Regions from separate parts of the Homo sapiens genome. Here region 2 is linked to region 1. A link is a loop called in an ENCODE intact Hi-C map of the cell type or tissue named here. Cell type or tissue: endothelial cell of umbilical vein. All regions are shown on one strand. Each heading gives the region's core, and the rest is flanking DNA. Links, peaks and the distances in the headings are about the cores only.

Region 1 (11,651 bases), core at 2,275-10,274:
TAGTCCTGTTCATCTCTCTGATTCATACCACACATTAGCATATAGAAGGCTCTGAGAAGTCCTGTAGTAATTAAATCTTTCAAATTTCCTTTAGCCCAGCATTTCCCACACTTATTTGCTTATAGAAACACTTACTCTTCACCACCCCAAGGATACTTATTAACACCTCTTGGATCTATTGTTCTGCAAAACACAAATTGGAAAATGCTGCTCTAGATAAGGGAATTAAATAGAAGAGCAGAATTATGGCAAAACAGATTATTGCAAGGAACTAAATAAGCATTGACCTTTGGGGTCTTTTAAATTAAGACAGCTATCTGCTGAACACCAAGTGATAAGAAGTGATAGCATCTTCTTAGGCCCAGTGGTGTAATCTCCCTTTAATTGTCTGAGAAAATAAAATTGTATTTCTAAGGATCAATACCTACCTAAGAAAAATTTTTTCATGCTCCTGGAATAGATACTATGGTTTTACTCATCTAAATCCTGTCCATTTACAAAATGTTGGTTTGGGTAACCAGGAAAGTGTTCTTAACACTTTCACCTTCAATAAAAATTTTGTCATTTTAGAATGAAAAACTGCATAATTACAAAGTAACAAAGTTGAAGATGTGTTTGTGTGAAAGTGTGTATGAGTGTGTGTGTGTGTGTGTGTGTGTGTGTGTGTTGTTAGAGCTTTTTCTGGCCATGGAATATGGTCTTATATTTTGTGTTACTGGATGGGACCCAAAAGGACTCCTTGTCCAGCTCTATAGCCAATGGGTGCTTGTACTGAAGACGTTGGTGTCTACGGAAAGTGGAGTAAGGTGGGCCTCCCTCTTATTCAAAGAAGTAGAAGTATTTTCTTTGAGTCAAATGGTGGCGATGAGTAGGGGAGTGGGAATGGAGCTGAAAAAGAAAAGAAATTTTTCTCCAAGAGATGAAAAGCCCCTGAGATTGGGATGGGTCTTCCAATTGCGTCACTCAGAAAAGACAGTCTTATGTCTGGCCAAGCCTGCGTTTCTGTGTAAAACTATTCTTCCCAAACTAAGTTTCCCTTAATGGATTTTTACACCAAGACTTAGTGATTTTTGCCATGATGATTCTCACAGTGATAATATGTTATTTGAGTTTCCTTGAGAAATCACTTGCTTTCTTGTTATGACTGGGACGTGAAACATTCAAAGGCAGCGAAGAAAAAAATGTGAGGAGTAGGAACAAATTATGAATCTAACATCATTTACCTCTTCCAACAAGCCCGTGGAGTGGGACAATGATTCTGTGCTTCTGTTTCTTCAAATATTCCTGTCCTTAGTTTAGAAAGAAAATGAAGTGACTTACAGATCAGCAGAGAAAAGTCTGAGCAGAAATATCAAGTCTGACACCATGGAGACCTTATTCGTCGTTGTATGTGACATAGCAAAGAGCAGCTGTAGGGGTGGGGCTTGTGCTTCATGGGGAATCAGGGGATGTTGAGACAGGAAATAAGGGGACGAATAAATGTCTAATTATTCAGGACATGTGCTTTTATTTCTGAGAAACTTGTGTCTTACTCAAAAGCGTTTGAGATGGGAGTGAAAAAAAGGGTATAAAATGGGAAACATTTATATTGAGCCTACTGAGTGCTAATCGTCATCCCAAATGCTGTATGTATTTTAATTAATTCAATCCTCTTAATGACCACATGGGCAGGTTTTGTTGTTATCCTTATTTTACGTATAAGGAAATCACAACATAGATAACTGATGACTTGCCCAATGTCGCAGAGTTGGAAAGTGGTAGGGCCAGGATTGGAACCCACATGGGCAGACCCTTGAGTCTATGCTCTTCATGCCTCTGCTATGCTGCCTCAAATAACAGGGCTAAGGGCTAGGCTTGGAAGCCAGACCAGCTCTTCGTGCACTTAACCTCCTTGAGCCTAAGTTTTCTCATCTGTAAAATGAGAACATTAATTATTCCTATCTCATAGGGCCATTGTGGTTATTTAATGAAATAACATGTCAAAAATGCTTAGTAGTCTGGCACCCAGAAAGCCACTAATAAACATAAGGAGCTTAAAAATGGTAAGCCCAAGAAGATAATCTGAACCATGTTTATCTAGAACTGTGAAAGGGGAAAGGACCTAGTATCTAGAGCAGCCCTGTCCAATAGAACTTGCTGCAATGCTAGTAATGTTCTACATCTGCACTGTCTAATGTGGTAACCTGATGTATAGGTAGACACCTGAGGTATATACGAGACATTTTAAATGTGGTTAGTGCCACTGAATAATTGATTTTTAATTTTTTTAAATTGTCATTAGTTTATATTTAAATAGCCAAAAAAGTGAGGCCATGTGCAGTGGCTCACGCCTGTAATCCCAGCACCTCAGGAGGCCGAGGTGGGCAGATCACGAGGTGAGGTGGGCGGATCATGAGGTCAGGAGTTCGAGACCAGCCTAGCCAACATGGTGAAACCCTGTCTCTATTAAAAATATGAAAATTAGTGGGGTGTTGTGATGGGTGCCTATAATCCCAGCTACTCCAGAGGCTGAAGCAGGAGAATCACCTGAACCTGGGAGGTGGAGGTTGCAGTGAGCCAAGAAAGCACCACTGTACTCCAGCCTGGGTGACAGAGCAAGACTCCGTCTCAAAAAAAAAAAAAACATAAAATAAATAAATAAATAAATACATAGCCAAAAAATGGTTTCCTGGAATTAGGGAGTTAGAGGGGTTGCGGGTGGAGGGGTGAGGGGTAGAAAGGTTGGGGGTTGGGGCAGAGAAGGACAGAGATTACCAAGGGGCATGAGGAAACTTCTGGGTGTGGAGGATGTTCATTCTCCTGATTGTGGTAATAGTTTCATAGGCGTATGTGTGGGTTAAAATGTATCAAATAGTCCGCTTTATGAGCAGCTTGTTATACTTCATTCTTACCTCCATAAAGCTGTGAACAAAGTAGACTCTAGGGTAAATCCAGCTTATACACAGTTTCCTACAGTGGTTTTCAAACTGAGTTTTGAGGGAAACCTTGGTGTTCTCAGGGCTTCTGGGACTGGTGTCCGAGGGAAGTGTTCGGGGGAAGCAGGCTGGCTGAGCTCAGCCTCCAACTCTGCTTCTACCAGAGGAGATGTTCTCTGGCCTATACCATTCTCGAGCTTTCAGGTCACTGGTGAAGCCACTCAGGGTCCACCGGTGGAGTAGGCTTCAGAGGCTGGGACTAAGCTGTGGGGAAGTTACATCTGGAAGGAAGGACGGGGAGGGCCTGGGAAGGGCCTGATGGGGGTGAGTCACTCTACAACCTGCCTGGGAACCCAAGGTAAGCATCAGGTCCTGCTGCAGATCAGCTTCTCCAGGGAAAAGCAGGTACCCCTGGGGAGGGAGACTCTGCACACAGGGCTCCCACATCCCCTGAGGTGAGGCATTAAAAGGACTAGGACTTGGGATGGGAGCTGTAGTAGGAGTCTGTGTGGTGTAGGGAAGAGGTTCTTGTGATGCATTCAAGGAGTTTGTAAATATGCAGAATCCCAAGCCCCTTCCTCTGGGACTCTGATTCAGATGTTCTGGGGGAAGGACCTGGGGATCCCCTAAGAAAGTCCAAGGACCAGGCCAGGAAAAAGCTAGTGGAGTGGGCAGAGCACTGGTTGTGGACTCAGAGTGTTCTGGCTCCAACTCTCAGCTCCCCTGACCATGTGAGCTTAGGCAAGTTACTTAATCTATCAGAGCCATGGGATCTTCATCTTCAATAGCTCCCTGTGGCTTGGATAATGTTATGGGCTGAACTGTGTCTCACATCAAACTCATGTGTTGAAGCCCTAAACTCCAGTACCTCAGAATGTAACCATATTTGGAGATAAGGTCTTTAAAGAGGTAACTAAACAGAAATAAGGTTGTTGGCAGTAGGTTCCAATCCAATATGACTGGCTTCCTTATAATAGGAGATTAGGGCATAGACAGGCATAGAAGGAAGACCATGTGAAGACACAGGGAGAAGATGGTTATCTACAGGCAAGGAGAGGGGCCTCAGAAAAAACCAAACCTGTGGACAACTTGATCTTGGACTTCTAGGTTCCAGAACCGTGAGAATATAAATTCCTGTTGTCTAAGATGCCCAGACTGTGGTGTTTTTTTATGGCAACCCTAGCAGATTAATACAAATAGGAAGTACAGCATGCAGTGCCTGGCATGCAGTGAAGCCCAGTAAATGGGAGCTATCTTTGTTACTAACACTAATCGCCCAACAGAAATATCCAGGAATCTCCAAATAGCTGGCACTGGAGCCAAGAGGAAATAGTGATGATGTTCATGTCTGGCTCAGGGCTGCTTTCCTGTGGTAGTTGTTTGCTGACCTTGCCCTGGAGGCTGGAGGGTCTCTGTGCCCAAGAAGACTGGGGCAGCACTGTGGTGTCAGCCTGCCATTTCCTGGGTTGCAGGAAGAAAGGTATTCCTTTAGTCCTGGCAAGGTGTTGGCATTGACACAAACCTGTCAGGCAGTTATGGTATTGTGGAAAGCCAGCATCCAGTGGAGTGGAGAATAGATGTGAATAACTCTAATAAAATAGAAAAATGCTAGCAAGGAGTCTGGGCATTGAATTTTCATAGGCATGCTGAGCTTTTGGGGGAATTGAAGTAAGAAATCAGCAGAAGCCACAAGGAGGAAATGGGTTGCATTTGCCTACGTTGAAATGATTTGGGGAGGTGTTTGATGAGCATTTTGCAAAGCTTTTTTCCCTTTTCCTACTCAGCCAGGAGTTTCTTCCTCTGGATTCCCACAGTGCCTACCTACCTTCTGAGACTTAGTTCATCATTTCAGTTTACTTGCTTGCTATATCTCCCATTGAATCCACGGACTTGATGAGAACAGGGATTTTGCAATATTTATCTCAGTTTCCCAGATGGGCATTGAATAGATGGTGGTTTGAGTTTCTGAATGTAGTACTCACATTTTCTACTATAATGTATTCACTCTGACCCAGGCACTACTCTGTGCATCTTAAAAACAGTAACTGATTAAATCCTTTAACCACTCCTTTGTATTACACGATGTTAAGGTCTAGGGAGAGTAAGCATTTGTCCACGGTCTCACACCTAAGTAGGAAGGAGAATTCAGACCCAGGCAGTCTGGCTCCAGCATGCAGTCACCGAGCGTACCGTCACTACCATGGGAGAGTGGCTACTTCTGGTAGCCCTTTCTTCTACATCAAGTGTTTTTAACCTTTTCTGTGCCATGCCCTCCTGGAATTCTTGTGATACCTAAGAACTCTTTCCAAGAATAATACTTTTAAATGCATAAAAACTAAAACACATAGGATTACAAAAAAACTCAATTATAGTAAAATACAGCTATCAAAATATTTAAGATATCAAATTTGTGAAATAGTAATAGTACACACCTCTTTATTAACACATTAATTTGTAAAATAGTAAGGTACAAATCTCTTTATTAACAGATTAAATAACAAGAGCTGGCAGTGGGTCTAATCACTACTGTAATTCCCCAGGAGTCATGGTGTTTAGAGATTATTATAAACATGTCATAAAGTAATATTTGGTGATATCTGCAACAACTGTAAAGTGATAGGAAAAGGTATGAGATTTTGATTGGTGATAAAGTCACAGTTACTGCACATACTACTGTGGTCCGTTCCTACTTCATAATTGAAAGAAATAAGCAATTCAGTTAGAGGTGGTAAAGAATAGAGGTGTTCGTTTTTGTCGTCTAAGCACGCAGACCCCCTGAAGTCAAGAGTTGGATGTGATCCCTAGTTTGGGACCTCTATTCCAGATGCTCTAGCTTTTATTTCTCCTCAAGTGTGATCTGTCAGCCAGCAGCCTCAGCATCACCTGCAAGGTCTTTGAAATATAGAACACAACCCCCTCCCTAGGTGTATGGATTGGAATCTGCATTTCAATGAGATCTTCAGGTGATTTGTATGCACATAAACATTTGAGAAGCACTGCAAAATATATGCTTGCTTAGGTTAGACGAGCAAAGAGCTGTGTACTTGAACAGTTTAGAAAGGTGTGACTGTACCTGTGTTTCTACCCTTCTTTCTGCCTTTTATAAGCAACTTCCTGAAGTGGGGTATAACCTAACGGATGATGATGTTGGAACAATAGCCACTGTCTGTCAGTGTGTCCTACCTTGGGACTACTAACCCTCAGGGCAAGGATGTTAGTATTCTCGATTTTGTCTCCCACAGGTGATGTGTGGACTGACCAGCAGATCTGCTTTTTGGAGAGTGCAGTCTACACGTTCTGCCTGTGGCTGGGGGTAAATCAATGCACTTCATGGAGGAAAGATATTTTATGTCTTAGATCCAAGTCCAGTTCTCCAATCCAGTTTTTCCAGTGCTAGAACATAAAGAGCATTTTAATTTTCTTCTTGGCTCTATTACTCAATTGGTTCTGAACCTTCTGAGGAGGGATCTGATTAATTAGTCCCCTCAAATCCCAGCAATATTGACTGCTGGAAAAGTTAAAGCCAAGTGTACAAAACACCAGGAATGCATTTACGTAATAACCTCATTCCTGAATCATTTGTAAGGCCCTACCCTTGTTTTCCCTTTTATTTCCCTCTTCCCTTGAATTTTTGTTTTCTTTCTGTTATCTTGTTCTATTTGCTCTGTCTTTGTAAGCCTCCTTAAATCATTTTTAGAATAAGTTAAGAGCACAGATTCATAAATCAACAAAAGTAGCAACATACAAATATAAAAATAAATATACAAATCTTAGTAGACAGAGGCTGAACCTATATGCAGGGCCACTGCATTGCTCAACGACAGACGGCACCATTCTTGTTGTTTATGTAAATAGTGCTCTTTTTCAGTACAACAGGCTACAAGGTGAAAAGTGGAATTATGCAACTGGTGGCTGTGATCCAGAACTTTTGATAAATTTAGTCACTGTATACTAGTTGGCAATATGTTATTGAAAAAGATAATGAAGTTTTTGGTAACTAAGGGCATTTGGGGTAGGCTGCTCTTTTGTGAAAATGTTCTTAAAGTATTCTAAAAATGTTCTATACTCTTGGGATATATGAATGAATGGAGGTGGCTTCCTTCTTCACTTAGCTTAGAGTATTCAGCAATTTGAAAGCCAGGAATTGAAGCATTGCATGGAGATAGAATTATGCCATTCCCCTGCTAAATGAGTCAAATACTTTCCATTGCACTTAGAATAATAACTGAACTCCTTATTTGGGTGACAGGCCCTGTTAAGATCTAGCTAGCTCCCCTGTCTTTTTTATCGGCCTTGCATAGCACCACTCTCCAAAGCTCCTTTCATCCTCAGAGTTTCTACATACACTGTTCCTTCTGCCCGGAACACCCTTCCCTACCCCTTCACCAGTGCAATGCTGATAATCATCCTTTAGAAGTTAACTCAGACTCCATCAAGTCCCCTGTTACATTCTTTACAATCCTTATCATAATGTTAATAATCATTGCTCATGCCATCATTTCCTTAGCGTCCCTTTTCCTCTGGGACTGGATGCTCCTGAGAACATGGGCTGTACTTGTCTTGTTTTCTATACTTTATTGCCAGCTAGGCCAGCAGTGCCTGGCAACTAGCAGGGGCTCACTGAATGATGTAATGAAGGAATGAATGCAAAATGGGAAACAGATCCACAGACACAACTAAAGCTTTGGAGAACACATGGAGTGAGGACAAATGTCAATGTGAAAAGGAGTGTATTTACCATTTTAAAAAGAGAAGGGAGAGGATGGGTTCTGCTCACATCCTGAACACGCAAAGAGGCCATCGTAAGGGAGGAGGGTCAGATATGGCCTTACTGTGATAGATGAGCAGCTCTCCTATTGTCAGGAATTGTGGGACAATAGAAAATGAGTTAAAGTGGCAGCAGCAGAAAAATAGACATTAAGAATTTTTCTGAATCTTAAGAATAGTGAGAATTGGACCAGAAAGGCAGAATAGCCTAGTGGTGATGAGATAGACTCTAGGTTCAAATTCTCACATTACTACTTACTGGCTTCAAGACCTTGGACAAATTACCTAAACTCTCTGTGCATCATTCACTTAAAAAGTGATAATAATAATGGTTCCCACCTCATAGGCAGGGTGAATATGCTTCAAACTCAGGCACTTTTGAGAGTAAAAGGAGCACTGGGTGCCGTAAGTTTTGCTGGGATCATAGGCATAAATTGGTACTAAACCCAGCACACAAAGAATGGTTAGTCTATTCCTAAAATGTCATAAGGATTAAAGAAATTAATACTTGTTATCCACTTAGAGGCATGCCTGACACAGTGCTCAGTTAAGGCTGGCTACTACCATTAAGAAATAAGAGAATCTTTCTGGAGACTTTAGGAGAAGATAGACAGTTGATTATATGGGTCGGAGTTTATATCTCAGGGAGCATCAGAATTTAATTGCTTATTTAAAAATTCTCCCTTCCTGTTTAATCTTTTTTAAACATTAAACATATGCAGAAACTACCCAGTAACTCCTACCCAGCTTAATAAATAGGATATTGCAGAACTCCAGAGGCCCCTCTTATGTCCCTTCCTAATCACCAACCCATTGTCTCTGCCCCAGGGGTAACCGTTTTCCTGACTACCAATCCTGTTGGTGAGTTTTGCCTGTTTTTGAAATGCACATAAATGGATGCATACTGGATGTGCTCCTTCATGTCTGACTTCTTCTACTCAATTCTTGGTTAATGTGGTTTATCCCTGCTGTTGAATGGAGTAGGAATCTATTCAATCACATTGTTGTGTAATATTCCACTGCGTGAATACACCACAATTTATTGATTGATTCTACTATTGATGGACATTTCCAATTTCGGGCTATTATGAAAAATGTTGCTATGACTATTCTTATTTTTTGGGACGTACAAGTATATTCTGTCAGGTTTATGTTAGATCTAGGAGTGGAATTGCTAGCTTGTACGGGTGCATATGTTCAGCTTCAATTCACCTTTCCACCAGGATCTATGGGAATTCTGATTGCTCCACATTCTCACCACCCTTAGGCATTGTAGATCTTTTTGATTTTAGGTATTCTGGAAGTTATCTCATTGTGAGATTTTAAAAAGTGCTTATGAATTCCACCTAATTATAACAATAACACACACTCTGATTTCCTGAGTACCTACTAAATGACAGGTGCTTCACAGAATTACTTCATTTAATCTATGCAAGAACCCTCTGAGTGAGATGTTATTGTTCTCATTTTATAGGTAAGGACCAGTGGTACTCAATCATTTACACACGGTCATGGAGATTATGAGTGTCAATGCCAGGACAGGGGCCCAGTTCAGCTTAATGCAAGCCCTCTTTTGACAACACTGTGGTGTTGACCCTGCAGGAGTCAAGACCAAAGAGAGAAAATGGCAGCCTCAGGAGAGCAGCAAGGACACCGTGAACCCAGTGGCTGCCCTGATGCTGCCTGTGTGATAAATTCCTGGAAGAGATGGGGTTGGTGGGGGGTTACAAATGCTCTTTTGGTTTCACTGCAGGGCACTGTGTGTACTTCCTTCTCCAAGCCATTAGACATCGGCCCTTTGTTCCCAGGGGACAAGTATTTCAAACGTGCTGAGCCAGAAAACTTGAGTGAACACCTTGTCCCAGCAGCAAATGAATCTCACATAAGGTTGGCCCATTATTTTTCCTTCTTCTCCTCCTCCTCCTCCATCCTCCTCCTTTTCTTCTTTGAAAGAGCATCAGTCCTTTGTTTGAAGATAACCCCCTGAGTCACCCCACACTGAAGTGGGGAGGCTTCAGGTTTCTCCCTTGCCAAGAATGATGTTGCTCTCATTACCTTACGTGTGAATAAGGGTTACCCGCTGTTGTCACCCAGAACTTCGTGAGGCAGTGATAACCACTCCTGGATGGAAGTCGTGGAAATAAGGGCCACATTTGGGAGGAGCCCCACTTCCCCTAGGATCTTTCTGAGGTTCCCCATTTGCCTACCTCTCTCTGTCGCAATCTGGATCTCCTTACAGCAACCTGCCCCCTCTCCACCACAGTGACCTTCCGAATGCTCCCCAGTATGCTTTGCTCTTTCATGTATAACTGGAGCTACCTGGAAACTTACCTCCAACTTCCACATGTCCACCATCTATCCTTGAAAAAGAAGGCACATCTGTAACTCAGATACAGGTAAGTGTTTACAATAAACACAAATACCAAACTACAAAACAAACAAAACCAAAACAACTTAATGAATTATTTATATAGCAAACACTTTTGTAACTACTGCCTACAAGAAGAAGCAGAACATTGCTGACCCTCTCTGAGGTCTTCATGTGCCCTGACCCATCACCACCCCTCCATCCTTTAGAGGGATACTTCTTTCAAAAGTATCCACCTTCCCACTTCTGCAGCCATCATGTCCTTGAGTTATTTTATATAATTTTATCACCTAAGTGTGCATCCCTAGACACTCTAACAGAGTTTTCTTTTTGAGACTGGTACAGGTGTTTATCCAAATCATCAGGCAGAAAAATGTCCTAGAGTTCCTCTCATTCTTTCTGTCTCCTTAGTCCCCTCCCACACATTGATTCCTCCTTCCCTTTCTGCCTCTGCTTGCAGCCTCTATGCTGCCCTGTGGCTCCCTGCCTCCCACAGCTACCTGGCTTGTGTTTTCTGGTTTCTCATTTTGACTGCCTTTTTCATTCTGAGGAGCAGCCCTTGAAAATCCTGGAGAATACAATTCTCTATCTCATTCTTTATAGCTCACATACATACTTAGGATAACTTTGTTCCTCTTTAACTCCTAGAAAACTCCATTTCAGCCTTCAAGACAGGTCAAATACCTCTTCTTCTATAAACACTTCCCTAAATCCCTTCACAGGGTTATTTTTTTGTGTCCTCAGAGCATATCTTGAATGCCTTAATTACGTATTCCCCTGACTGTATGGTTACATTTTGCTCACATGTCTGTCTTCCTGGTTGGTAGGGTTATGAGGTGTCTGGCATGTAGGAGGTGATCAATAAATGTCTCTTGAGTGAACAAGGGCCTATGCAAATTCTTCATAATAAAGATATTGTGTGGAGTGAGTGCATACAAAAATAATAAGTTGGGAGTGGGCAGAAGCAAGCATATTTTTAGCTGCAATTGTCACGTAACAAACCCACAGGACATATAAAAAATATAGTCAGAGAATATGGGGTGAGGGGACAGTGGGTATGTTCCAAAGAAGATAATACAATGCCCTAAAGGGAGCATACATTTTGAGCTAGGAGAATTTTTTGGTTTTTTTTTTTTGTGTTCTTTTAAATTAAATGACATTTTAGAGTTCAGGAAAATCCTCAAAATATGTCAACCACTTTTTAAAAAATAATTAAAGTAATATGCATAATGGTTAACAAATATCAAGCAGTAAAAAATGTGTGAAACAAAAAGAAAAAGGCTTTCTTTTCCACCTCCCTCTTAACCTACTTGTCCAATTTTCTAGAGTCTTTTAAAGAAAATTCCTAGGTACTTTCTCAGGACATCATAAGGCACTTCAAATATTTGCTTACCAGTAGAGAGGGGTCATCTAGAATGTAGACTTTAGCATCAGTCAGATATGGGTTTTAGTCTACTGCTTATTACCTGTGTGACCTACCAGAGGCAAAAGTTTCTCCAAAATCTTGAGCTAAACATTGGCTTAAACACCTTGGATTCTTAAGGATAATAGTTCACCTTTTCTTCTTCATGCTCCTTTTGCTTTCCTTCTCTCTCTCTCCT
Region 2 (11,651 bases), core at 2,028-10,027, 270 kb after region 1:
ATTTTCGAGATATGGTGTTTCGTTGTCGTAGCTGGGAAGAGGGGAGGGAGAGTGAAGTGGAATGATACACTGGAGATGAAAAAGCAAAGCAGCAAAGACATTATGAGAGTGAAATTTTTACCGGTTGTAAGTTGGAAAAAAAAATAGAAACTTTGTCAACATATGAAAAAAATATCAAAGAACATGTAGTACATTCGTTTGTTCCTTAAAATATTTTTAGATGCCTACTCTGCACATATCACATGAATTATTGAAGGAACATATTTAGATAGCTGTTTACATAAATTAATTTGATAACTGCTTAAATAAAAAATTAATTTGATAACTGTTTAGATGCATATTTAGAAATTATGTGATTTTAAGTTTGCCGACCTCAAAAATTCCCAATATTCTGTTTCTTACGTTTGTGCATTACATGGAAAGGAAGCCAGAAAAGGAGAAATCAGGATGTGGTGAAATATGCATTGTTTCTGGTGTCTGAGGATTGAGTCACTCCCTGGCTCTTGACCTTGCACAGAGGACTTTTCCTCTCCAAACTTAACTTTTCCCACCTGAAAAATATGGGTGATGATGCTTGTTGAGGCTGTCAGGAGAATAAATGGGATTATAGAACTGTGTTTGGCAAGTGATATACAGTCAACAAATGCTAATACTCTCTGCTGTGAAGGCTGGTGGCTTGATATGGCATGAAGTAAGCCCCTAACCATAATTGGTCCCACTTGATTCTATCCTCCTTGGAGCTCCCAATAGTCTTGTCATCATTGGCCACACTGGGGCAGTAACTATAAAGCTAACTTCTCTTTTGAGCAAGAGCCATAGATTAAAAAAATGTATCTTTCCTTGTCACTGTGCTTAGAGTTCAGTTGCAAATTCAGGGCTGATTTCTGCCACCTGGAGAGCTTTAATGTGTAATCTTAGATGGGTCTGTAACACCCCAGAGCCAATACACTGAAGATCTAATCCAATCTGTTCTCTCCATAGAGAGAAAGCAGAAACAATGCAGCCAAAGGGCAAAGATCAAGAGCCCTCTGTGTTTCTGAGATAGGGCTTTTCTTGCATAAACCAGAGGCTCTTTTGTATGTCTGCCTGCCTGTCATTCCTTTGTAGCCTCAAGGGCTTTTACCTGGCATTTCACTTGTTTTTATGAACCAGATAGTGATTCAGTGGCATTATGTGTTACCCACTGATCCCAGGATTTAAGCAGTGGATATGGCTGGCTGTATAAATATCTACTTTCTCCCTGTACTAGTCAGAATAAGCTAATTGCTGTAACAAATAATCTCCATATTTTTGTGGCTTAGAAAAATTTGTTTTATTTCTTGCCAATGTAAAGACAAATTGGGTTTTCCTGGCCAGTGAACAGCCTTCCATTGGTCACTTTAGGATTCAGGCTCCTTTAGTCTCATGGTTCTGCCTTTCTCTAAGGCTTTGGAATCCTCTTCATTCATCCATGGAGCAAGGAGGAGAATGAGATATTGCATATGGCAGGATAGCAGGCAGGGCCACACACATATATCCTTGGCCCCTTCCATTCAGTGCATGCCGGTTTCACTTCCAACACCAGGAACATCACCTGCATCTCTTTCCTGAGAAGTTTCTCTGGCCATGTGAACCTTCTCTGCTCATATGCAGAGCAAGCCAGAAGTGCCCAGAAACTAATTCATAGCCACCAAATAATGACCAATGATGGTTGGTATATAAATATCCCACATCAAGGGTCATTAGACTCTTAGGTGGAGGTGGAATGAGGGAAATCTATGCTGTTTACCAGTTTCCTGTAGGATTAAGCTCCAGTTGCCTAGAATGATAACTTTCTTAATTATACATCCTTTACTGGCTTCCTTCCCCAATTCTTTTTTTCACTCCTCCATTGGCATTTCCTGAGGTCATCTTCCAAATAAACTACTTGTACTCTCATCCTTATCTTATGATCTACTTATGAGGTAACTGAAACTAAGACAGGAGGTTTTTATGGGCCAGGCCAGGAAGGGGTGTGCCTTTCTTCCCTTTACATGCTGATGATCAGAACAAAGGAAGGTGATCTCACCTCACTACACAGGGAGATGGAAATAGAATTGGCTATCTGCTTAGGATAAGGAAGATAGAGTTTTGATGAGTAGCTAATTCTCTTTTGTAGATGAGGACACTGAATCTCAGAGATATTCAATAACTTGCTCACATTCCCACAGTGAGTGAGGGGTAGACCTGAGAATGGAATTCCATTAACTCCAAAACATTTGCTTTACCAGTTATACAAGAAGGGAGGTGTGGCTGACAGAGATGCACTTACAGCTGAGTAGGGGCTGCTCCCTTTATACGGGCCGGCCACACACTCTCAGTTCAAGATGGTCTTTCTCATTCTCTGTTGTCTGACACTCCTCCCACTTACACATTTACATGGTTTTTTGGTACTCTAGGTATTTTCCTAGGTGACCCTAGCACCATGAGGTGTTGCCTCAAATCCTAAGTGCAGTCGCTCCATCATGCTAAAAATCTAATAGCAATGGGGTACTGTGTAATAATGAACCAGTAATATCACATGGGACTATCATGGATTATGTCAAGGAATTTACAAGTTAATACTAGAAGTAGATATGTAAGAAAACAATTTTATCACAGAAATAAGTAGACAAAAAAGATCTGCAGAAGGTATTGTAGTAGGACAAAAGAGAGAGTGGCCAACTCTGCTTGGGGAGTTTAGGAAGATAACAGAGAGCAAGATGCTTGAGCTGGGTCTTGAAAAATGAGTTGGGGTTTGCCAGGTTGAGGGAACAGGGAAGGCTAGACAATCAGAATAAATAACATGAGCAAAGCTCTAGAAGCAGACCAGTGGTGGTTAAATGTGGTTAGAACATTAGGAACGGGGAAAGAAAATGAGCCATGAAACTGGTTTGAAAGGATGGGATCAGCTCATGAAAAATCTTGTGTGACAAACCAATAAGGGTGACCTTTAACTACTGGGCACTGGGAGAGCCATTAAAAAATTTAAATTGTTAGGAGTTTAAAGTTTAAGGGAAATATACAATTTATAAGTGTTTACATATTTGTGGATATATATATATAGTGTGTATATCTACTTTCTGCCCATCTATATGCCTACTTGCTTATCTATTTAATCTATCTATCTATCATCATCATCATCTATCTTCAGAGAAACCACTTGAAACCCCCTTTTGAGGCTTCACATCAGCAAATTTCAGTTAGGTTACACAAATTCAAATGCCTTGCTTGAGTCCATTGTTGGTATTACCCAAGGCCACACAACTGTTCTGCAACAGAGCTGCGACTTGATCACCGGTCTCTGAATACCCAACGTAGTCACATCTGCTTTCATTTTGACCTTTGGGTCAATTCAATAAGGAAAATAAGCAAGCCATATACAATGGGAGTTACAGAATGTTATTGCTAACCTTAAAAATGCTGAATGGTTTCCCAAAAACATGACTGACCATGGGAGCCTCAGAAGTCTCTACGTACCTGAACTCCTTTCTTTGCTCCTCCAAATCCTGACCCCATGTTATGTGTTCCTGTCTTGTTTCCAATCAGATTGCAGCTTTTCTCTCCTCCGGATTCCATCTCAATTTTCACTTCTAGATTCAGTTTTGTTATTTGTTATCCAGACCTGTCCCTAGGCTTAGATTTGCACCGTCCTCATTTTACTTGGAGGGAATACTCTACCCATGTTGATTCCTTGAGGGATCCATCCCTTGACTCAGGCCTCACTCCTATTGAATAATTCAGAGCACAAGGGCAGTTGATCTGGGGTTTAGAAGGTTGGGTGTTAGCCTGGCTTTGCCACTTAAATTCTGCAGTATTGCACAAGTTGTTTCAATTCTCTGGCTTCAGCGTTTTTTGTTTGCTTGTTTGTTTGGTTTTGTTTTTCATTTTTGGCAGGGAATAGGTCTAATTATCTCTAGGGTTTTGTGTTATTTAGAACCCCTATAATTGCATGTGATGGAAAACCTAACATAAACTGCCTTGAGTGATTAAGTGGATTTCACTGGCTCATGTAACTAAAAAGTACATGGTTAGAGCTGGTTTCAGACACGACTAGATTCAATGTCCAAACAATATCTCCTGTGTGTGGTTTCTCACATCTCTTGGTTCTGTCTTCTGCTGTACTGGCTTTGTTCTCAATATCCAAGTAGGATAAAAATCACTTCAGTGGCTTCAAGTCTGATATTTCTTCCTCTTCAAGTTGAAAGAAGAAGATAATGAAACTCTTTCTCAGGTTAAAAACAGAAACAAGAATCTGATTGTTTTTCATTGGTTCTCAATGGGTAAAGTGTCCATCTATGAACCAATCACAGTGGAATGGGTTGCACTGTGGTGATTGGCTTGACATTGGTCATGTTTTGCAGCACTCAGTATGATGTCTTCTAACCTTGTGGATAGAAGTGGCTGAACTGTAGATCTTTAAACAAAAACAGAGACTTGCCAGAGGAGTGGGGTGGATGCTGGGAGGCAAAGAGCAGATGCCTCTGAAAGCTCCTTCTTTCTCTAGGAATCTCAAGTTTCTAACTACAGATCGTGCTGTTGCTAAAATATTTCTGAGATTTCAGTGGGTGATAATGTGAACCATGTACAAGCATTGAGGCTGGGAGTCCTGGGTTCCAGCTCTTGCTCCACCAGCTGTGTAACTGAGTGAGCTACTTTTTCTCTCACAGCCTTAACATCATCACCTGTAAAATGCAGCATTTGGACAAAATCTTCTCTAAGACCTTTCCCAGCTCTAATGTGCTAGGTTTCTGTGAAGTCTGTATTGTTCATTTAAATGCCATCCAGAGGGAGAGGCAGTCAAATATAATTTCCCCACTGGAACCAAAGATGCCAATGTAAATTTCTTCTCGTATACTTTTTTTTCTTTCTTTTACCTAATAGAATACCAAGTGCTATATTTTAACTATAGTTTTTCTGTTCTTCAGTTAATCTTGCAGCGAAATTATACTCCTGCATTTGGTACCCCATTCCCTATCTCCATAACACCAGGCTGGATAAGTCTTATGTATAGAAAACTGATGATTGTTAACAAAAAATCTACTGGAAACCAATTCTTCTCAATTCTTTGCCCTTCCTTTAAAAAAACAGTCTTGTTGAGAAAAATTTAATCCATATGATCATGCTTTAGTTTCTATTGACTCATCATTTTTCTTCAGCAGCAGTGATTTAACTTCTAAAAAGTATTTAAGGAGAAACTTCAACATTATTTTTGCTAGCACTTAGAAAATCCTATTTCATTTTCCCCTAGAACAAATGAATTTGCAACCTGAAATTTGTACCACAAAGCTATGAATAGTCTTGGATTTAAACAGAAGAAATTAGGCCAGGCATGGTAGCCCATGTCTGTAATCTCAGTACTCTGGGAGGCTAAGGCAGGCAGATCACTTGACCCAAGAAGTTCGAGACCCATCTGGGCAACATTGCAACACCCAATGTCTACAAAATAATACAAAAGTTAGCCAGGCGTGGTGGTGCGTTCCCGTAGTTCAAGCTACTTGGCAGGCTGAAATGGGAGGATTGCTTGAGCCTGGGAGGTGAAGGCTGCAGTGAACCATGATCATGCCTCTGTACTCTAGCCTGGGTGACAGAGTGAAACACTGTCTTAAAATATATATAACAAATAAAAAAAAATTAAAAATAAAACAAACGAGGAAAACATCTTTTTACCTTGGTCAGAGAGGGGGCAAAGGTGATATCCACTTGGGACACATGGGTACTATCTTACTGGTTGTTTATGGCTAGTGTCTGTTCTGATGGGTGAGTCTGCCTGCCATGTTTAGAACGTCATTGCTTGGGAAGTCCTCGCCCTCTTCACATCTGGGAAACCTTGTGGTGTTTCCTTTTATTCCATGCCTGAATTCAGTGTGGCCCTTGTTGGCAAATACTTCTACTGCCATCAGGTACTTAAGAGCAAGAACTCTATGTGTCCTCGCCCACTCAGCTCTGTTCGTAAATGAGCACGTGAAGGTCAGTGGAAAGACTAGAGAGAAAGAGGCTAGGAAGGGAATTAAGGTGGGTCTCAAAGACCTGGGATCTAGGCTTGCTCTGACACTGACTCTCTGTGAGACGCTGTACAAGTCACTGACCTTGTTTATGTCTTAGTGTCCTCAGTTGTAAAATGAGGACATTGGGCTGCATCTGTGGTTCCCGATCCTTGTATGGTGAATGAGTCTCAAATCGTTACCGTTTGTTAGGTATAAATTTCCGTGCATTGACTTGAATAGGCAAGAAATTCATTTAACTTTCCTCTAAGTGAACTTTTTTGAACAGATTTTTTTTTTTTTTTTTTTTTTTTTTTTTTTTTTTTTTGCCAAAAATGGCTGCAAGAATGTTTCTGGTTCTATGTGATGTACCAGAACTTGCACTTTCTTCATCAAGAAGTCAAGTCTCTGTCTCCTGCTCGTGAGACTAGTCAGGCTTTTGTGACTGCCTCAGCTATTAGATTATGGCAGAAGTAATGCTGTGTGACTTCTCAGCCAAAGTCCTAAGAGCAGAACAGCTTCTGCCTGGATCTCTCACTCTAGCTATCATGAAGCTTCTCTATTACATGGAGATAGAGATCTGCTGAAGGAGCCCCAGCTGTTGGTATTTTCCAGGCCAGGCACCAGTCATATGAGTAAGCCAGCCATCAGACAACTTAGCCCCAGCCACTGTCTGCCTGCAACTGCACAAGAGAGCTGAGTGAAAACAATCTTGCTGAGTTCAGTCAAGCTCCAGAAATGTACGGGGTAAGAGTAAAATAATTGATGTTGTTTTAAACCAGTAGTTTGGGATGGTTATTCATGTAACAATAGATGACTAAACACTGCTATGTCAAATTCCTAGTCCACTGTTTGGTAGGAATGAATTCCAGTCATTTTTGCAATGCTATTCTTCTATCCGTGGAATTGTCTGAATTGGGAGTAGTTACATTATGTTATGCTGTCAAGGAAACATCTGGTGATGCTGTCCTTGATGCCATTATCTGTATGCTATGTCCATGGAGGTTTCCTTGTTTCTGTCTAGTCTGCAGTTACTAGTCTATGGTTTCACTTCTGTCTTTCTTTCTTCCCGAATATAAGACTTCTTCAAATCATTAACTTTTGGAACTATATACTTGCCACTCTCAGGCTCAATGGACACATTCTGCCACTCCATTTTGGGCTTTTAGATCCTCCACTCCCCTGTACCTCCTGAGTGCAAGAGGACATTTTTGCTGCTCCTGCCTCCAGTGTTGCACAAGAAAGTTAATGAGCCTCTTTTAGACAGGTTTCTAGACCAATATTTTTCAGATTTTAAAGCTGCATTCTTGGAGCAAGTCATGAAATCAATCCACTAGTTTGTGATCATCATTTAAAAAATTTTTCGGAGTAGAACAGAATTGAATGAAAAATGTCACAGTATATCAAATATTGGTAAGGCAACTGTGATGGCTAATTTTTTGTGTCAACTGGACTAGGCCATGGCACTTTGGCCAAACATATCTGGATGTTGCATGAAGGTATTTTTTTTAGATGAAATTAACATATACGTCAGTAGACCATGAGTAAAGTTGATTACCCTTCATCCGGTAGGTAATTCTCATCCAATCAGTTGAAGACATTAAGGAAAAGACTGATATTCCTGAGAAAGAGGAAATTCTGCTAGCAGATGGCCTTTGGACTCAAACTGCAACATCAATTCTTCCCTGGGTCTCTAGCCTGCTGACCTAACATACCCCTCAAATTTTGGACTTGCCAGCCTCTACAGTTGTGTGAGCCAATTCCTTACATCTCCTCCTCTCCCCTCACTCCATCTCTCTCTATCTGGTCGGCTTTGTGTAACACCACGAAAATAAAACAATACTTTCCTGTCTTCTGCTGATTGGCACCTGTCTTTCTCTTCTGGGTAAGATTGTTTCTGCTTGTTTAGATAACAAGGCAGTCATGAATGGTATCAAAATGTGTCCAATACTGACCACATTGCTGGTGTTCAATAAATTAAAAAATATTTTATTCTGTACCTGTGGTCTATACCCTAGAATTCAAACAGTTAACTGTCTTATCTGCATTCAGTATTCCACTGCCACTTAAAATAAATGTGAATTAATATAACAATTCCTCTCAAAATTATATCCGTTGGTTTAAATAGCTTTGCTGTGTGTACAAATACTTTGGGTGAATGCAGTTATTTAATAGTTTAAATCTAGTTTCATTTTGATAATATAGCATTGTTCAACTATTGAAATGACTAAGTTCCCTTTTTGTATGTCTTGTGAGAAACATAGTAACTAGGATATTGTGTTTACATGGTGTCTGTTTTCCTGAGCAGAGAGTTCAAAGCAGGTTATACACATTCCATCTATCTCAGCATCCTTCGGTTATTACAATAAGTCCTTCCACTTTCTGGTGTGATTCTGTCCCCTTTCATCTATCGAGCTTCTTTCTCCCCACTCCCTCCAGCCCTCACTTCCCACAACTTATTTTATGGTTTTCCTCTACTTAATTTCACTATTCTTTAATAGGGTTTGATTTACTGGGCAGGTCCTGCACCAGCTGAAGATTACCAGGGAAATAGCAAGGCATTGGTTTATGGTGTATAGTTTATGGTGTACACCCAGGCATTGGTTTACGGTATATAGTTTTGATAGTAAACTTATCCATTGGAATGTATAAATGACATATAGGCAGAATAAATAAGTGGGTTCTACCAATATTGCTTGTTTTGGAAAAAAATTAACATAAGATTCTAAACACACATTACTACATTTGTTTTTAGCATCAAAGGTCATTACAATAAAGGACAAAATTTAAAGAAACACAGTACATGGATTACAGATTGACATGGACTTTCTAAAAACCCACTGTGATTTATTCCTTCTTGCTGTGGACTGAGTGTCTGTATCATCCCCAAATTTAGATGTTGAAACCCTAATCTCCAATTTAATGGTATTTGGAGGTGGGCCCTTTGGGACGGAATTAGGTTTAGGTTAGGTTGTGAGTGTGGGCTCTTGTGATGGGATTATTGCCCTTATAAAAACAGGATATCTGTCTTTCTCTGCCATGTGAACATGCAGCAAGAAGACTTCAAAACAGAGAAAGAGACTTTACTAGGAATCAAATCATCCAGTACCTTGATCTTGCACTTCTCATCCTCCAAAACTATGAGAAATAAATCAAGTAACCCAATGCAACATATTTTTATAGCAGCCCAAGCTGACTAAGATACTCCCCAACCTGCCTTTGGTTGTGTTTTCTTAGTTTATGGTAACTGTTTCCTGACACCCTTTGTAAGATTCACCCTGTGTTTCTCTGCTCTGCTGGCTTCTAAAGTATTGTTCACAATAGAAAGACCTGTGCATCATGAGAGCTTCCCATTAGGGCCCTGTTGTTCCTGCTTCTGCTGGTCTCTGCCAGCCACTTCTGAGCACCAAATTTCTTCCCTCTGTTATTTTGCTTTATCACAGGGATGGTCAGCAATCCTTTATGAACTCTAGTAGCTATGCAATGACAGCAAGAGGATTTGGCCTTCAAAGGAGCCTCTTACCAAACTTTCTTATTTCTGGAGCCAAATTAACATCTCAACCATTCTGCTCTGATCTTTCCCATGGGTTCCTATGGTCCCATGGCATCTCTTGGTCATGTACACACACAATATGTTTCATATTTTTCCTCACGACTAAGGAGATTTGACTATTCTCCCTCACCAGCACCAGCTCAGTGAGGCACTGGCTTTGATTTTGAAATGGTTTAGCATACAATGGCTGATGTCTATCCATTTTAGAGGAAGCAAACACGTTTACTTCCTTTACTAAATTTCTTATAGGATCCCTGCCCTCTATTGTTCAAAAAACAAAACAAAGCAAAACAAAAAACAGTTAAATTGTGATTTCCTGTTAAACAATTTTAACAAGAACAAAAAATATATTAAGGTATAACTAGCAGGACTCAAAAATATTGACTTACAAATTTTAAAATCCATTTTCCTCCTTTCACTACTGTCAAATAACAGAAGATTCTATCCTGGGACTTCCTTAGTTGTACAGACATCAGTGAATTTGTTAGGATATTTTTGCTTACAAGTAAGAGAAGCCTGATTCAAATGGGCTTGAACAAGATTTGCTACCTAACATTTCTGGAGCTCCGTGGGTAGGACAATCAGGGCTCGAGGCTGTTCCTCTGGGCTCTTCCCTGCATTGTTTCAGATTTACTCTTACCCTGGTACAAGATGGTTGTAAACAGCAACTGTGGCAGATGACTTCTTAATGGGGGTTGAGGGAGTACAGAGAAGCGACAGATTCTACCGTTCTATGGAGTAGGGCAAGGAGAAAAGTGAGGTGCGCAGAGGGGCTAAGTGGACTGCCATGACAAAGGCCTGGGCCAGAGAGGAGATGGGAGAGGAGAGAAGGGAGGTGACATAGATTGAGTTAGAAAAAGGATTTTTTGAATCTTACACTGGAAAAGGAGAGGCACTTTAGGGCATCATCCATGCATGTATGAAATATCAACAGCAAGAGAAATGAGAAAGAAAATTTGAAAGAGGTTTCTGGAGTGTTAGAAATATACTCTCCTTTGGTGTTTTCATGAAAGACTGTAAATTAAGAGTTACATTGATTTTCAATTATTTTGGTCACTGGAGTACGACAGATACTAGAGGTTGGTTTGCTCAACACTTCAGCTGCCATCTCTATTACAGAAAGGTTAACCATATAATTTATCATCTAAACAGGGACACTGGAGGCTAAAAGGGTACCTTATTAATGATTATGCAGGTACTAACAGTGTTAACCAGGACTATCCCATGCAAACCAAGACATGATTTATTCGAATAATATTTTATTTAGAATTGCTATTATAATAGCTATAAAGTGAAATATTCAACCACCTCCCTCACATTTAGGGTGGTCAAGTCTCACTCTCACAGTTCCAGTCCATGAGATAGAGGCAGAAATCCCTGAAAAAGACTTGCCTTTCTAAATAAATCAACACTAGAGAATAGGCATGGCTTCCTTTTCCTTTCTTCTGCTTGGACTACAGATATGGTGCCTGGAGATACATCAGCTACTTCATGACCATTAGGATGAAAGACAAATATCTAGGATGGTGAACAGAAAGATGGAACGACATTGAGATGCTGATGATTTCATAGAGCTGATATACAGGCACAATCTGCTTACCTCCACACTTCTTGTAACATGAGAAAAATTAACCCTAACTTGGAATGGAGACAGTACCTAGCCTTACAAGGCAGTTGCAAGAATTAGATAATGATTATGTAGCTCTTTGTACAGTAATTGACACATAGGGCTCAAAAGCTGGTGCCTATGGCTATTATTATTAACTCAGTTTAACTTGCAGGTGTTTCTTCCTTTTCTTCTAGGATGGGGTGAGTGGGGAAGGCAATAGAGCAACCGCAAGAAATGTTAAAATGTCTATTTCTATAAGCATGATTAAATGATACTTTATATAATGGGGACTGGCAATCAAGACTTCATTTTCTATGGTTGGAGACATAGTTGCTTCTACCAAATGGAAAGAGGTGATCACTATGGACAAAGATAGAGAACTGATTGCAGATATATTTGTTCCAGGGTCCAAAAGTTTTTCACTTTGCTACAGCAATGAATACCTAGGGAGATGTTGATCTCTCAGGTCCAGTGAAAATTTTCCCCAACTGGATCCAGAAAAAGAGTC

Evidence for each region. A loop is a pair of places that touch in the nucleus more often than their neighbours do. Peaks named below come from ENCODE experiments on the same cell type or tissue, not always from the same donor. Only the 100,000 strongest peaks of a DNase experiment are listed, where the experiment ranks them.
Region 2: it touches region 1 in a loop (7-fold over the local background); 2 of 110 quality-filtered maps call a loop at or near these places.

Annotation. Positions count from the first base shown.
Region 1 is chr3:31,270,295-31,281,945 of GRCh38, reverse strand. No RefSeq gene overlaps it. Among named protein-coding and RNA genes, the nearest start is that of MIR466, 110 kb to the right of the region's middle. In endothelial cell of umbilical vein, for the core only: no CTCF peak of the experiment used is centred there; DNase peaks (open chromatin) are centred at 4,185, 6,635, 6,795 and 7,315; H3K27ac peaks cover 3,730 bases.
Region 2 is chr3:30,999,512-31,011,162 of GRCh38, reverse strand. No RefSeq gene overlaps it. Among named protein-coding and RNA genes, the nearest start is that of GADL1, 110 kb to the right of the region's middle. In endothelial cell of umbilical vein, for the core only: no CTCF peak of the experiment used is centred there; a DNase peak (open chromatin) is centred at 6,752; H3K27ac peaks cover 2,016 bases.